Linked DNA regions of Homo sapiens: regions 1 and 3 are each linked to region 2. A link is a contact called in ENCODE Hi-C data. All regions are on one chromosome and are shown on one strand. The core of a region is the stretch at or near the end of the contact, and the rest is flanking DNA. Distances in the headings are between cores, read along the strand shown.

Region 1 (4,553 bases), core at 1,879-4,378, 3.6 Mb after region 2:
CAAACTCCATGCAACCCGCCCACCTTGGCCTCCCAAAATGCTAGCATTACAGATGTAAGCCACTGCACCCAGCCTCTTCTCTTGTTTTCTAGGAAATCTGTAAAATGTTCTGTTTTTAAACATTTAAGTTTTACTTCTGTCTACTATTTCCACTATTTGACAGCTAGATTTAGTTACCAAAAATGACAGTTTCAGTAACTCAGTTGAATCTAACATTTGTAATCACTTAAATGTTTATATTTACCAACAGTACTACAAAATAAAAATCTAAAAATTATTAAGTAGAAGATTATTAAGAATAGATGGGTCTCAAACAGTAAATTTAAGTCTCAGGCCCAAGAAGCCATCTCATTCAACTTATAAATCAAGACACTAAGCTACTTAAGAAAATAAACAAGACGGAAGCAAAAAATCTAAATCTAGGCCAGGCGTGGTGGCTCACGCCTGTAATCCCAGCACTTTGGGAGGCTGAGGCAGGCGGATCATGAGGTCAGGATATCAAGGCCATCCTGGCTAACACGGTGAAACCCCGTCTCTACTAAGAAAACGCAAAAAAATTAGCCGGGCATGGTGGCGGGCACCTGTAGTCCCAGCTACTCGGGAGGCTGAGGGAGGAGAATGGCATGAACCTGGGAGGCGGAGCTTGCAGTGAGCCCAGATCGCGCCACTGCATTCCAGCCTGGGTAACATAGCGAGACTCCATCTCAAAAAAAAAAAAAAAAAAAAATCTAAATCTAAAACCAGTAAACATGGGCCGAGCGCGATTGCTCACGCCTGTAATCCCAGCACTTCGGAAGGCCAAGGCAGGCTGATCACAGGAGGTCAGGAGTTCAAGACCAGCCTGGCCAACATAGTGAAACCCTGTCTCTACTAAAAATACAAAAATTAGCTGGGCATGGTTGTGGGTGCCTGTAATCCCAGCTACTCAGGCGGCTGAGGCAGGAGAATCACTTGAACCCAGGAGGTGGAGGTTGCAGTGAGCTGAGATTGCACCATTGCACTTCAGCCTGGGCGACAAGAGTGAAACTCTGTTTCAAAAATAAAAATAAAAATAAATAATAAATAAAACCAGTAAACAAAATATAACACACTTAAATGACAAACTTCATGTTCTTCTGGCCAATCATTTCTCAACATCCCTGTCAAACTATTTTAAGGGTCTGAAATCTTGCTCTATAAAAAGCAAGTTCCCATCATCTGAACTACACTTAAAGAGATTCTATCCCACTAGTTACTTAAGCATAATACACCAGGCTTCAGAGTTTTACTTGCTATCAATTAAAAAAAAAGTTTACCTCTTTTACATAAATAAAGTGGAATCTGTGGGTTAATTCAAAAGCCTGACATACTAGGAGATCTGGGTTTTCCGTTCTAACACAAATTTATGGTGAAAACTTAGCAAAAGCCTTTTCTGTATTTGCCAATTCAGTTGTAACACAGAGATACAATATTTGACACCTCCACCACCAACAAAGTCTCCTCTAAGGAGTCCTGACTTTGGTTAACCTTACCTGGGAGAATTAAAAGCTATGGCTGAAAACTCCTTCATAAAAACTAAAACTTTAGAAGTCTAAAATGGTGTTACAAGGTAGCCCATAATAAACAATGAATTATAGAAACTGAGATTTCAGTAACAACTGCTAAAAAGGTGTATTACACAATTTAACAAGATAACCAGATCATCAAAATTTAAATTTCTTAACAAATGTAAAAAATAAATAATATTCAATACTCTGAGGCACTGTGCTACTTTTTATCTATATGGTCGCAACATCAATGTTGCTATTCTCCCAATCCCTTGATGAGCAAACGGAGCCAATATCCAGGATCCCTCATATCGAGAGGTCAGTTACCGTCGTAAATAATCGTAGTAATAAAAACAATTTCTAATGCCAGAATTGAAAACGGACTGTGGCACCCAAATAGGGTCCAAGGTACATGGCGGCATGAAACTATTTCTCGCTTCTGACTCTTCTGCATCACGGTCTCCCAAAGGACTAGAGAATCTGAAGCTCTCATTGCCACATCTACAAATGAAAGTATCATGTTTAAAGAGCTCACAGGTTCTACGAATGGTCAGTATTTAATGAACGCACCCCACTACACAGAAACTCACCCAGCTGCAAACTCAGCTGCAAACTCACCACAGCGTGCTTTCAGACTCCACATTAATTTTTTTTAATTTTAGAAGCAAACAACTATTTTAAAAATATTATGTAATAATTTAAACTCTGGAAAGCCCCATACTCATCCCAGCAGCTCGGAAAACGGAAAGCAAAATTCGATTAGCTCCATTGTACCTAGCCAGGCTAACGTGCAAGATCACACACTCATCTTCGTCAGAGCGTCTCTGCCAATACCAAAGAACAACAAAGGCAAGTTGAGAAGTCTGCACAGGCTTAACTCAGCACTTGTTCGCTTTCCCAGCTTCAGAAAGAAGCTCTTCGAAGGCCCCGGGAACCAAGGGGACCTTGTGCATCCCATCAAGCCGGCCGCTCCGCTCGGCGCCGCTCGCGCAGCTTTTGTCTGGCCCGGTTGGGAGCCCAGGACGGGAGCCCGGGCCGCCCGCCTCCCGGCACCCCTTCTCTCTGGATCTTTCTTCACACCCATCACTCGCCAATGACTAGTTGTTGTGGGTTTCTCTCCCTCGCCCCCTCCCTTCCTTTCAAACGCGCCCCGGGCTCGCTGGCTTCTCCCACCCGGCAGGGGAGACTCGGGTTAGGAAGGGGGCCCGGGTGGGGTCTGGAAAAGGGAAACAGAGAGGGGCACACAAAGCCCGACTGACCCCAGGGCCGATCCCCTCCCTCTGCAAAGCAGCCTGGGCTCAGCGACCTACTGGTTGGATAAACAACCCTCGCATCCCGCTCCTCGCCAGGCTCCCACCTCAGGGCCGCCCCATCCCCCCAAAGTGCACCCAAGAGCCGATGACAGCGCTGGACATCGCCCCCACCCAGACCCGGCGCCCGCCACTGCGCGGGAGGGGCCAGGGCCGCGAGAGGGCTCGGGTCTGACCCTCCGCCCCCTGACCGGGTACTTACAGCCCTGTTTTTCGTTACTGTTGCCGCTGCGGACCAGAGAGCCGCCGCCTTCTCCTCCACCCCAATGAGGTTAAGCGCTTGGTGCGGGGATTAAAAAAAAAAAAAAAGAAAAAAAAAAAAAAGACCGAGAGAGCGAGAGAGACGCCGAGGGCGCCTGCGCAGTGCGGTCACCCTTTTTCTTCTTACCGCCACCAACCCGGGTACACCATAGAGAGCGTAAACCGAGACCAGAGAGGCGGCTGCCTCTCTATGGTAACGCCCCGCGCAGGCGCTGGCCTGGCCGTGTTAGGCTTCGCTGGCGTAAAGTCCCCGGGAGCTTTGCCCCTCACGGAGAACGTTAGTTGACCCTGATGGGGACCCGTAGGGTAAAGGTTTTGTTTTTGTTTTTTTTTACGGAAAAGGTTGTGGTTAGGCCCCTTGGAAAGTTGCGACAAAACTCGAGTTAGACAAGGAAGGTCGGAACTAAGTGGCCACAGCAACAATGCACCAGCAAGCAGGGAGCGTGATAGGAAGAGCTAAAGAGGAATCGGGAAACCCTGGGTAAAAGTCGTCCAAGTGGAACTTCCTTTGGTCGGGGGTCTGATACTCGAAGGAAACGGTCTTTCACTTCTGGGTTAGGGCGTCCGCCCAGAGGGCGACTGCAATGAAGGAAATTGTGCCCTGCGACTTCCCGTAACAGAGCTGTGTGTCCACGCTCCCTTTTCCGAGCAGGCGCGGACGCTTGTGCCGGAAGTAAACTTGTTAACGGTTCTTTGCCTTTTGGGGAGGGGAGACAGCCCAGAGAAGGCTTTGGAGACCCTTGAGTCGGCCAGCGAGCAGGGTTTCTTACTTGAGCGCCTCCACAAATAAACGCTCCTTCGCTCCTCCGTCGCGTGCGTTTCCCTGGGATAATAAGTGGGAAAGTGGTGGCTTTTATTTTTTTGAGACAGGGTCTCACCGCCGTCGCCCAGGCCGGATGGAGTGCAGTGGCGCGATCACGGCTCACTGCAGCCTCGACTTCCCAGGCTCAGGTGATCCTCCTGCCTTAGCCTCCCGAGTAGCTGGAATTACAGGCGTGCACCACCCCCCCCCAACTACTTTTTGTATTTTTTTGTAGAGATGGGTTTCACCATGTTTCCCAGCCTTGTCTCAAACTCCTGACCTCAAGTGATCCGCCGTCTTGGGTCTTCGAAAGTGCTGGGACAGCAGGAGTGAGCCACCGCATCTGGCCCGGAAAGTGTTTTGGAGCGTAGAAAAATGCAAATTATAGGGCTGCCTTCAAGGATCCCGAAGGACCCACAGATTTGCCGCATCAGGCTCCTATGCACGCCGGTAATTTGATGTGTTGAGATGCACTGCCCAGTGCGTTGTTTTTACTGGAGGAGCTTGTGTGCGGAGCTCCTTGCTAGTGTATGTGTTGGGATGGGAGAGAAGTGCGGGAGAACTATGAGATAATGCCCCCTGATCCTCAGGGTCTTAGGAGGTATGGTCGGAGAGGCTAAGCTAAAGTATGAAAGCCGTGTGTAGGCCCTTCTG
Region 2 (4,412 bases), core at 144-2,643:
GGTCCCATCCCAGGCAACGTGCATGTAAGATTTTACCTAATACAGGGGTTCTGACAACATTATGCTTGTCAGGTTTTCTTAAGACAACAAAATGGACTTGCATTCGGGGAGCACACACTGACAAACAAATCTGTCCTTTCAGACTATATATATTCCCAGCTTCTGGACACAGAACACAGTGATCCCTCAATTAGTGGATACTTGTGATATGAAAGAACTGAGGATTTGGGAGGAATGCAGAGGAGTAACATTGGTCACTGGCAGGTAAGTGTGAAGGGACGACTCACCACGTCAAGCAAGCAGTCACCCTGCCCAATGCCTGCTCCAGAACCTTAGGAAAAAGGCAGAGGTGCGGCGTGGCTTCCATTTCTCTCCAGAATCCAGTAAACTAGACTAGCCTTTGAGTAAAATCAACTGAAAGGGACGACAGATGCAAACTACCTATGAGATGCTAAGTGGTATTTGCAGCCAAAAGAAAATGAATACACTTTCCCTGTATTCCCAGCAAACGTGGAAATCCGCAAACCACTCATGACCCCCTCCCTAGCACTAAGTGAGTACTTAACAAACACCTTTGGAAAAGAACCCCGCCCTCTTCTGGAGAAGCCGCAGCCTTTCCGCCCAGAGCCGGGTCCCCCGCCACACAGCACCCCTGGAGTGCGTCCCACCCCGAACGCCCCGGCGCGCTGACCCAGCGGGACACCTCCCTGGTGCGCGCAAGTCTCCCAAACTTCCTCCCGCCGCCCCGGCCCGGGTCCACGCAAGGAGGGTGGCATTCCCTCCCGACAGCAAGGCGGGTGGGGCGGGCCGCCGGGACTCTGCGGGGTGGCGGTAGACGTCCCAAGGTCACCACCCGAGCCCGAACCGCCTCGGAGAGCGGTCTCGTGACTCCAGCGCCCAGCAGCCTCGGCCCTCGGGGCTAGCCCTGCGGCGCGGGGTGGGGGAGCCCGTCCCGGACAGGGAGAAAGGTGGGAGCCCAGGACCCCGCGGCGCGTGGGGCTGCGTCAGAGCAGGTGTCGGGCTAGGAAGGCCACCTGCGCCCCAAGAGACCCGGGAGCGGCTTAAGTTTGTCCTCACCCGCCCGCCGCCCCCTGCCCATGCAGGGGTACCTGCTCCCCGCCTCCAAGAAGAGGGTCGGCGCTTCCCTGAGGTGGATACGCCTGAGGAAGGGGGCGGGGCGCCCCTAACGCACCCAGGGCCCGCTCAGCCCGCCGCCCCGCGGCTCGGCCCTCTCTTCAGGAACCCCGACGTGTCAGGGAAGGAGGAGGCGTTCTTACCTCCGGGAGACCCTGGCCCTCCGGCCCCCTGGGCAACCCCATGATCCGACCGGGCTGTCGTAAGGCGAGAGCGAAGCCCGCCAAGCGTCCGGAGGAAGCTGTCCCTGCCGCGGAGCTGCTACCGGGGTGGAGTACAAAGCGGAAACTCCCTCTGCCGCCGCCGCCGCCGCCGCCGCCGCCTGCCCGAAGCGCCGCAGCCGGGCAGAGCATGCGCGCTGGGGCCGGAGCGCGGCGCCACTGCGCCTGCGCCACAGCAGCCCGGGGAGAGGTGGGCTGGGCTGCAGGTCCTGGCGTTGTGCTGGATCATCGCGCCCGTACTCTGAAGTTTTCTCCGTGGCGCTCTTTGAGAGGGGTTCCTCCTGCATCTTGAGAATATTTTGCATTTCGGCTCCCTTCTCTTCTCGCTGCCATCGGATGCCCCAAATAGGTCCTGTCCCCTCGGTGAATCAGACTTCGGAAACCGCCTCGCTTCAGGGTCAGAGTCCAAGTACAGATGAGCTTGAGGATTCTGAATGCACGCCCGGCTCTAGACCTTACAGACACACGCTTGGACAGACTTCTCCATATACGACCCAGGAACGGACCCCTTGAGAAGGGATTCTTCAAGCCCGCTGCCCTCTCCAGCGTCCTGGCCAGTGGCATCGCGTTCCCAGGAAACCTCGCTTCAGATATTGCCCACCACCCCGCCCTATTCACGGTTCCTGGGTCTTCCTGGAGGAATGACATCTCAGAGAATGCGGACTCCTATGTTCATGTCATTTGAGCCGCCGCGTCCCTTATTTGATGTACCCCTTGTTGGTCCCGGAGGATGGCAACTAGACAAAAGGTCACAGGCCCCCACACCCGCTCCATAACGGCTTCTTGGCTTTTTGTTTCTTTTAAGCAATGAGGAAAGAGATGACTTTCGTGAAAACTTTTGCTGGAGAAGAGATCCTTCCCTCTGTATATGTGTGTGGGATGGGAAGTGTCAGACTCAGACCTTTAGTTCCTTGAGATCAAAAAGGTTTCGTGTTTGCTTTCGTCTCTTCTTTGCATCCCTAGCGTCTTTAAAAGAGTAGGCAGGCGCGGTGGCACATGCCTGTAATCCCAGCACTTTGGGGGTCGAGGCGGGAGTATCACTTGAACCTAGGAGTTGGAGACCAACCTGGGCAACATAGTGAGACCTCCATCTCTACAAAAAATAAGAAAATTAGCCCGGTGCCAGTGGTCCCAGCTAGCCGGTAGGCTGAGGTGGGAGAATTGCTTGAGCCAGGAAGGTTGAGGTTGCAGTGAGCTATGATAACACCACTGCACTCCTGCTTGGGTGACAGAGCAAGACCCTGTCTAAAAACTATATATATATACGTGTATATATATATATGTGTGTATATATATATACGTGTATATATGTGTGTATATATATACGTGTATATATATATGATGTTTTCTATTTTATTTTATTTTTGCACCTTTTGTACTCCTCCTGGAGTTCATCCTGACAGACAGAGGTTTGTCTGGAGCCAGAGCTCACAAATAGTTGGAACTGCCCTAAGGATGCCATTTTGTTCTTAAATATAACTAGCAAATATTACTCAAAGCTGTGCACGATCCCCAAACCCTGGTCCCCAATAATTTGAATAATCTGAATATGCAAGTTAAGGTATTGAGATGGGAACCCTCCTGTGTGGTATATCTTGCTCTTATCCTTTGTGAAGCCAATAAACTTCAATTTCTACTCTCATAACTTCCCAAATGTGTTGTTTTTGTAGTTTTAAAACTGTCATTCACTGAAATGGTATAGGTTGATGGGGAATGGAGAGTGATAATAATTTGTGGCCACTGTTGAGTGACCAGACAGGTACTGATGCCTAGGAACAGGTAGTAAGATCTCACATAGCAGGCAAGCCTAAACAGCTGTATATAATAGCAGCCTGGAGAATAACAGGACTCAGGCCACACCCTGAGTTCCCTGTTATAATGCTTTTGCAATGTTTTAAATAAGCATGAGTAGCTAACTTCCTCAGTAAGAAACTGTCCTTCCCGAGCGCGGTGGCTCATGTCTGTAATCCCAGCACTTTGAGAGGCCGAGGCGGGTGGATCACCTGAGATTGGGAGTTCGAGACCAGCCTGACCAACATGGAGAAATGCCGTCTCTACTAAAAATACAAAATTAGCCGGGCGTGGCAGCGCATGCCTGTAATCCCAGCTACTTGGTAGGCTGAGGCAGGAGAATCACTTGAACTGGGAAGGCGGAGGTTGCGGTGAGCTGAGATTGTGCCACTGCACTCCAGCCTGGGCAACAAGAGTGAAACTCTGTCTAAAAAAAAAAAAAGAAACTGTCCTATGTTACAACAGGTGTAGAGTGACAGTAACAGAGTTGAGGGGCATGGGGCATGCTTAAAAAAAAAAATCTCAGCAAAACAGCCATAATATCGTCAAGAAAGTTTGAACAGGGCTAGGTGGCACCTGCTTATGTCCCAGCAACTCGGGAGGCTGAGGCAGGAAAATCGCTTGAGCCCAGGAGTTCTGGGCTTTAGTAAGCTATGCCAATCAGAGATCTGCACTAAGTTTGGTATCAATACAGTGACCTCCAGGGAGCAAGGTTGCCTAAGGAGTGGTGAACTGGCCCAGGTCAGAAACAGAGCAGGTTAAAACTTCTGTGCTGATCAGTAGTGGGATCATGACCATGAATAGCCACTGCACTTAAGCCTGGGCAATATAGCAAGACACTGTCTCTTAAAAAAGAAAAAGAAAGTTTAAGCAGCCCATATTTGAGAGCAGAAACCCTTCACAGTCTTGAAGAAGACCTTTAACAGCCAATGCAGACAAGGAGGCTTGTGAGGAATCTCTCAGATCAATCCATCTCTCTCCCTTTCCCTTCACTCCAGGCACCCTCACAAATTGTGTCTCCCAAGTGTGATATCTGAGGACTAGAAATCAGTCATTCTGTCTCTCTTCTGTACACTGAGTACAGAGTTGTGTGATGTTCCTCTTTGGAGCCTCACAAATACTTTCCAGTTCGTGGGTAAAGAGGTACCATAGTGATATAGTTTGGATATTTGTCCCACCCAGATCTCATGTCAAAATGTAATAGCCAGTGTTGGAGGTGGGGCCTGGTGGGAGGTGATTGGCTCGTTGGGGTGGATTTTTTGTGAA
Region 3 (4,035 bases), core at 366-2,865, 3.7 Mb after region 2:
TAGGGTCTAATTAAACTTTTTATAGGACACTCCCAAAAAAGGCTTATTTGCATGGATGCTGGAGCTAGCAAAATAAGTAGCTAGCCTACTAAATGGTTAGAGGTTTATGTCTGGGCGCAGTGGTTGATACCTGTAATCCCAGCATTTTGAAAGGCTGAGGCAGGAGGATTTCTTGAGCCCAGGAGTTCAAGACCCGACTGGGCAACGTAATGAGACCAAAAAATGAAACAGAACAAAACAACAATAACGAAAACCACACAAGAAAAGAAAGAAACAAAAAACCAGTTAGTGGCTTGTGTGCCTAACTCTAGGTAAAACGGAGAGGTGACGAAAGTTTGTATGAGAACAAATAGGATTCTTTAGGACAGACGAATGGGTTTTGGGAGAACAAACACGAGATAAGAAAGGGTTTTTTATTTTTTTTGAGACGGAGTCTGTTGCCCAGGCTATAGTGCAGTGGTGTGATCTCGGCTAACTGCAACCTGTGCCTCCCGGGTTCAAGCGATTCTTCTGCCTCAGTCTCCCGAGTTGCCGGGATTACAGGCGCGCGCCACCACGCCCGGCTAGTTTTTGTATCTTTAGTAGAGACGGAGTTTCACCATGTTGGTCAGGCTGGTCTCGAACTCCTGACTTTGTGATCTGCCCGCCTTGGCCTCCCAAAGTGTTGGGATTACAGGTGTGAGCCACTGCGCCCGGCCGATAGTTTTTTAAAAATGTAGGTGCTAGTGGTCTTACTGTCTTCTTCATGGACATGAAATTATTCTCATATAATGAGAATTAAATATGATCCTTCATGTAAAGAGTTTAGAATAATGTCAGAAACAAAGCAAGCAATAAATTATCATTTAGTTGATAAGAATCATTCCAATTCATCTGGCGAGTGCAACACACACACACACTGTATTTGTGTATGGAATAACTGTTCAAGAACACACACACAGTATGTGTGTATGAAATAACTCTTCAAGAACAAAGGGGAAACCGTTATAGGGCATGAAAGGGGAAACCGTTATAGGGCATGGAAGGGGAATTAGGACAAGGTGTGAGTGGAAAGAGAAACATCCCACCGCACACGCTTAAAAAAGCCGTTTAATTTAAAAATAGGTAATACAGCCATACAGAGAAGACATTAAAAGATCTACACAGAAAATTTTCGCTCCCAATCCATTCCCTACTCACAGTCCTACATACGTTACTTTTATTTTCCTTTTTTTTGGAAATGCACTGGCCCCCTACTCTCTCACGAAGGCTGAACTCTCTCTACATTCTTCTGCACCTGTTTTTTGTGCATACTCTTTCGTTGTCAAATATTTCCCTCCAACTGTTGTTGTGTATGAAATAAATACACACATATAAGCTAACCAGCCCCACTTGCCCGCACCACCTACACGCCCGTCCCCGCCCTCCCTCAGGCCCACGTGCTCCGAGGGCCGCCTTCGCAGGTTGTTTCTGGCGATGCCTGTCTGAAGGCCTCAGACTGAGGCCCCGCCCACTCTCCCTCTCCTCTGCCCTTTGGACGCGCGCCTCGGTTCCGAACGCAGCGGACGGCGCCTCAGGCAGCGCGGCGGACAGCCCGTCCTCCGGCGCGCCGCGAGCCTCGGAGGACCCTAGCGACGGTCGTGGCGTAAGACCGGGGGGACGCGGCGGTAGCGGCGGCCGTTGCGATTGATTGCGCTGGTTGCCTGCGGCGTCCACTTCCTTGGCCGCCCTTGCTACACTGGCTGATTGTTGTGCAGCCGGCGCCATGTCTGTGAGCGAGATCTTCGTGGAGCTGCAGGGCTTTTTGGCTGCCGAGCAGGACATCCGAGAGGCGAGCCCCCTCCCTTCCCCATTCCCTTTGCCTTTCCATGCCTAGTTGGGCCACTTCGCCCGGCCCTCCTCTGTCGCTCAGTCTCGGGCGGTGGGGACGCCTCCGAGGGTGGGTTGCTTCCCCTCTAGCTTTAGGTTAGGCACTCCCCGCCCCCGCCCAAAATTTTGCTGCTCTGTCCTGATTCCCCGTGTTCGAGTCTCAGCTTCTCAGCATCACTTGCCTCGTTTGTGTCAGTTTTCCTTCTTTTCAGCACTTGTTTATATCGAAGGCTCGATTAGCACCTGGTCTTCAGCGAATGAGCGTTTCGTGTATTTTTGTTGGTGTCTTAAAAGCACATGTGATCTGCTTAAAACTCTCCTGTGATTTCCTATGCCACACAGGATAAAAAATCAGACTCTACTGTGGCTCACATGGTTTCTCTTCAATCTCGTTTATGCTCTCTGTCTTTGTGTATGATGTTCACTTTACCTCTTCTAGTGCCCCAAATAGCTTCCTGCCTGTTTGCTTTTCCTGGAATTTGCTTCTTTCCCGTTCTTTTCCTGATTGTCTCGTATTTATCTCATTGGCGTCACAGTCTAAGCGATCTATTTCCTGTTATGTTTTCTAGTAGCACATTAACTTTTTTTAATGTGTGTAATATTGATTATTTTAAAAAAATCTTCTCCCTCATTGTATGTTAAACCGCCAGAGGGAAGGGATTGTGTGCTTGGTTCCCCGGTATTTACACAGTGCCTCGCACATAAGTATGCTCAGTGAATATTTTAAAAATGAATTAGAGGCGGGGAGCGGCGCCTCATGCCTGTAATTCCAGCATTTTGGGAGGCCGAGGCGGCCAGATCACCTGAGGTAAGGAGTTTGAGACCAGCCTGGCCAACATGGGGAAACCCTGTCTCTACTAAAAATATAAAAGAACATTAACTGGGCATGGTTGCGCACACCTGTAATCCCAGCTACTCGGGAGGCTGAAGCAGGAGAATGGCGTGAACCCGGGAGGCGGAGGTTGCGGTGAGCTGAGATCGCGCCACTGCACTCCAGCCTGGGTGACAGAGCGAGACTCCGTCTCAAAAAAAAAAAAAAAAAGAAAAAAGAATTAGAAATACCCGACTCTTGTGTTGCATTTAACTCTTCATTTTGCAAGTTGCGTTCACACACGTCATCCATTATAATGTCCCAATTGAATACTTGGGTTTAATGGGTGGCTATTATTCTTTAAAGGGTATCTGAGGAATCTAAGGCTTTTTAGTGACTTTTTGAAGTCTTACAGAGGAAATAAGTGGAAAAGTCAGGATTCAAACTTGGTTATGATAGATCACATAAGCTATCTAATGTGTTTTGTGTGAGTGTATGACAATGATTCTGTTGAGTATCTGATTTTTATTTTTAATTCTCTCTAGGAAATCAGAAAAGTTGTACAGAGTTTAGAACAAACAGCTCGAGAGATTTTAACTCTACTGCAAGGGGTCCATCAGGGTGCTGGGTTTCAGGACAGTAAGTTCTTTGTTTTGTATCCAATTATCAGTCTCTTATTTAGAGGGAGAGTTTCTATCCAGAAGACATTTTATAATGAAAAATGGCTATCATGCTTTATGGTGAGTAAAAATTGAAGAAGTAGGTGATTTGATAATTTTGGTTGATTTTTCTTCCACTTCCACACAGTATGGTTTAAACAGAGATGTTTTCTATTGCGAGGGCATTCTACTGATGATAATTACAATTGCTTAACCCATTTCCTGTTTAGAAAAAAAAAGTGCAGCTCTCTGCCAGCACAGTATTCTCAGGGTAAGCGGGAAAAGGGTTTATTATTATTTTTTTAATTTTTTTTTTTTCTGAGACGGAGTTTCACTCTTGTTGCCCAGGCTGGAGTGCAGTGGTGCCATCTCAGCTCACTGCAACCTCCGCCTCCTGGGTTCAAGCAATTCTCCTGCCTCAGCCTCCTGAGTAGCTGGTGTTACAGGTGCCCGCCATCACGCCCAGCTACTTTTTTTTTTTTTGGTATTTTTATTAGAGATGGGGTTTCACTTTGTTGGCCAGGCTGGTCTTGCACTCCTGACCTCAGATGATCCGCCTGGCTGGGCCTCTCAAAGTGCTGGGATTACAGGCGTGAGCCACTGCACCTGGCCCAAGGGTTTGTAACTCTTTTGTGTTATCTAGTGACTTTTATTTGGCCCTTTGTGTGTGTGTGTGTGTATGTGTGTATGTGTGTATATGCACCTGTGTGTATTTGA

What was found. Hi-C counts contacts between places; a loop is a spot of excess contacts on that map. Pooled maps may share reads with other maps.
Region 1: a loop to region 2 is called in a map of CD8-positive, alpha-beta T cell, with 9 times the contacts of the local background. The contact joins the promoter of CLASP1 here to the promoter of CCDC93 in region 2. A Hi-C loop is called at or near these places in 3 of 168 maps with a recorded cell type or tissue (CD8-positive, alpha-beta T cell and naive thymus-derived CD4-positive, alpha-beta T cell) and 10 of 50 pooled maps.
Region 3: a loop to region 2 is called in a pooled map, with 19 times the contacts of the local background. The contact joins the promoter of TSN here to the promoter of CCDC93 in region 2. A Hi-C loop is called at or near these places in 9 of 50 pooled maps.

What each region holds. Positions count from the first base shown.
Region 1 is chr2:121,646,334-121,650,886 of GRCh38, forward strand. CLASP1 (cytoplasmic linker associated protein 1) reads right to left here and starts at 3,129. Exons shown (of 41, transcript NM_001395891.1): 1 at 3,039-3,129. NIFK-AS1 (NIFK antisense RNA 1) reads left to right here and starts at 3,321. Exons shown (of 4, transcript NR_037857.1): 1 at 3,321-4,048; 2 at 4,135-4,349. RefSeq lists enhancers at 2,083-2,711, 2,712-3,338, 3,370-3,639.
Region 2 is chr2:118,012,677-118,017,088 of GRCh38, forward strand. CCDC93 (CCC complex scaffolding subunit CCDC93) reads right to left here and starts at 1,394. Exons shown (of 24, transcript NM_019044.5): 1 at 1,278-1,394. The coding sequence starts at 1,319. It also overlaps the pseudogene RN7SL111P. RefSeq lists silencers at 882-931, 1,402-1,601.
Region 3 is chr2:121,754,036-121,758,070 of GRCh38, forward strand. It overlaps TSN (translin), which reads left to right and starts at 1,616. Exons shown (of 6, transcript NM_004622.3): 1 at 1,616-1,810; 2 at 3,205-3,298. The coding sequence starts at 1,745. RefSeq lists an enhancer at 1,481-1,670.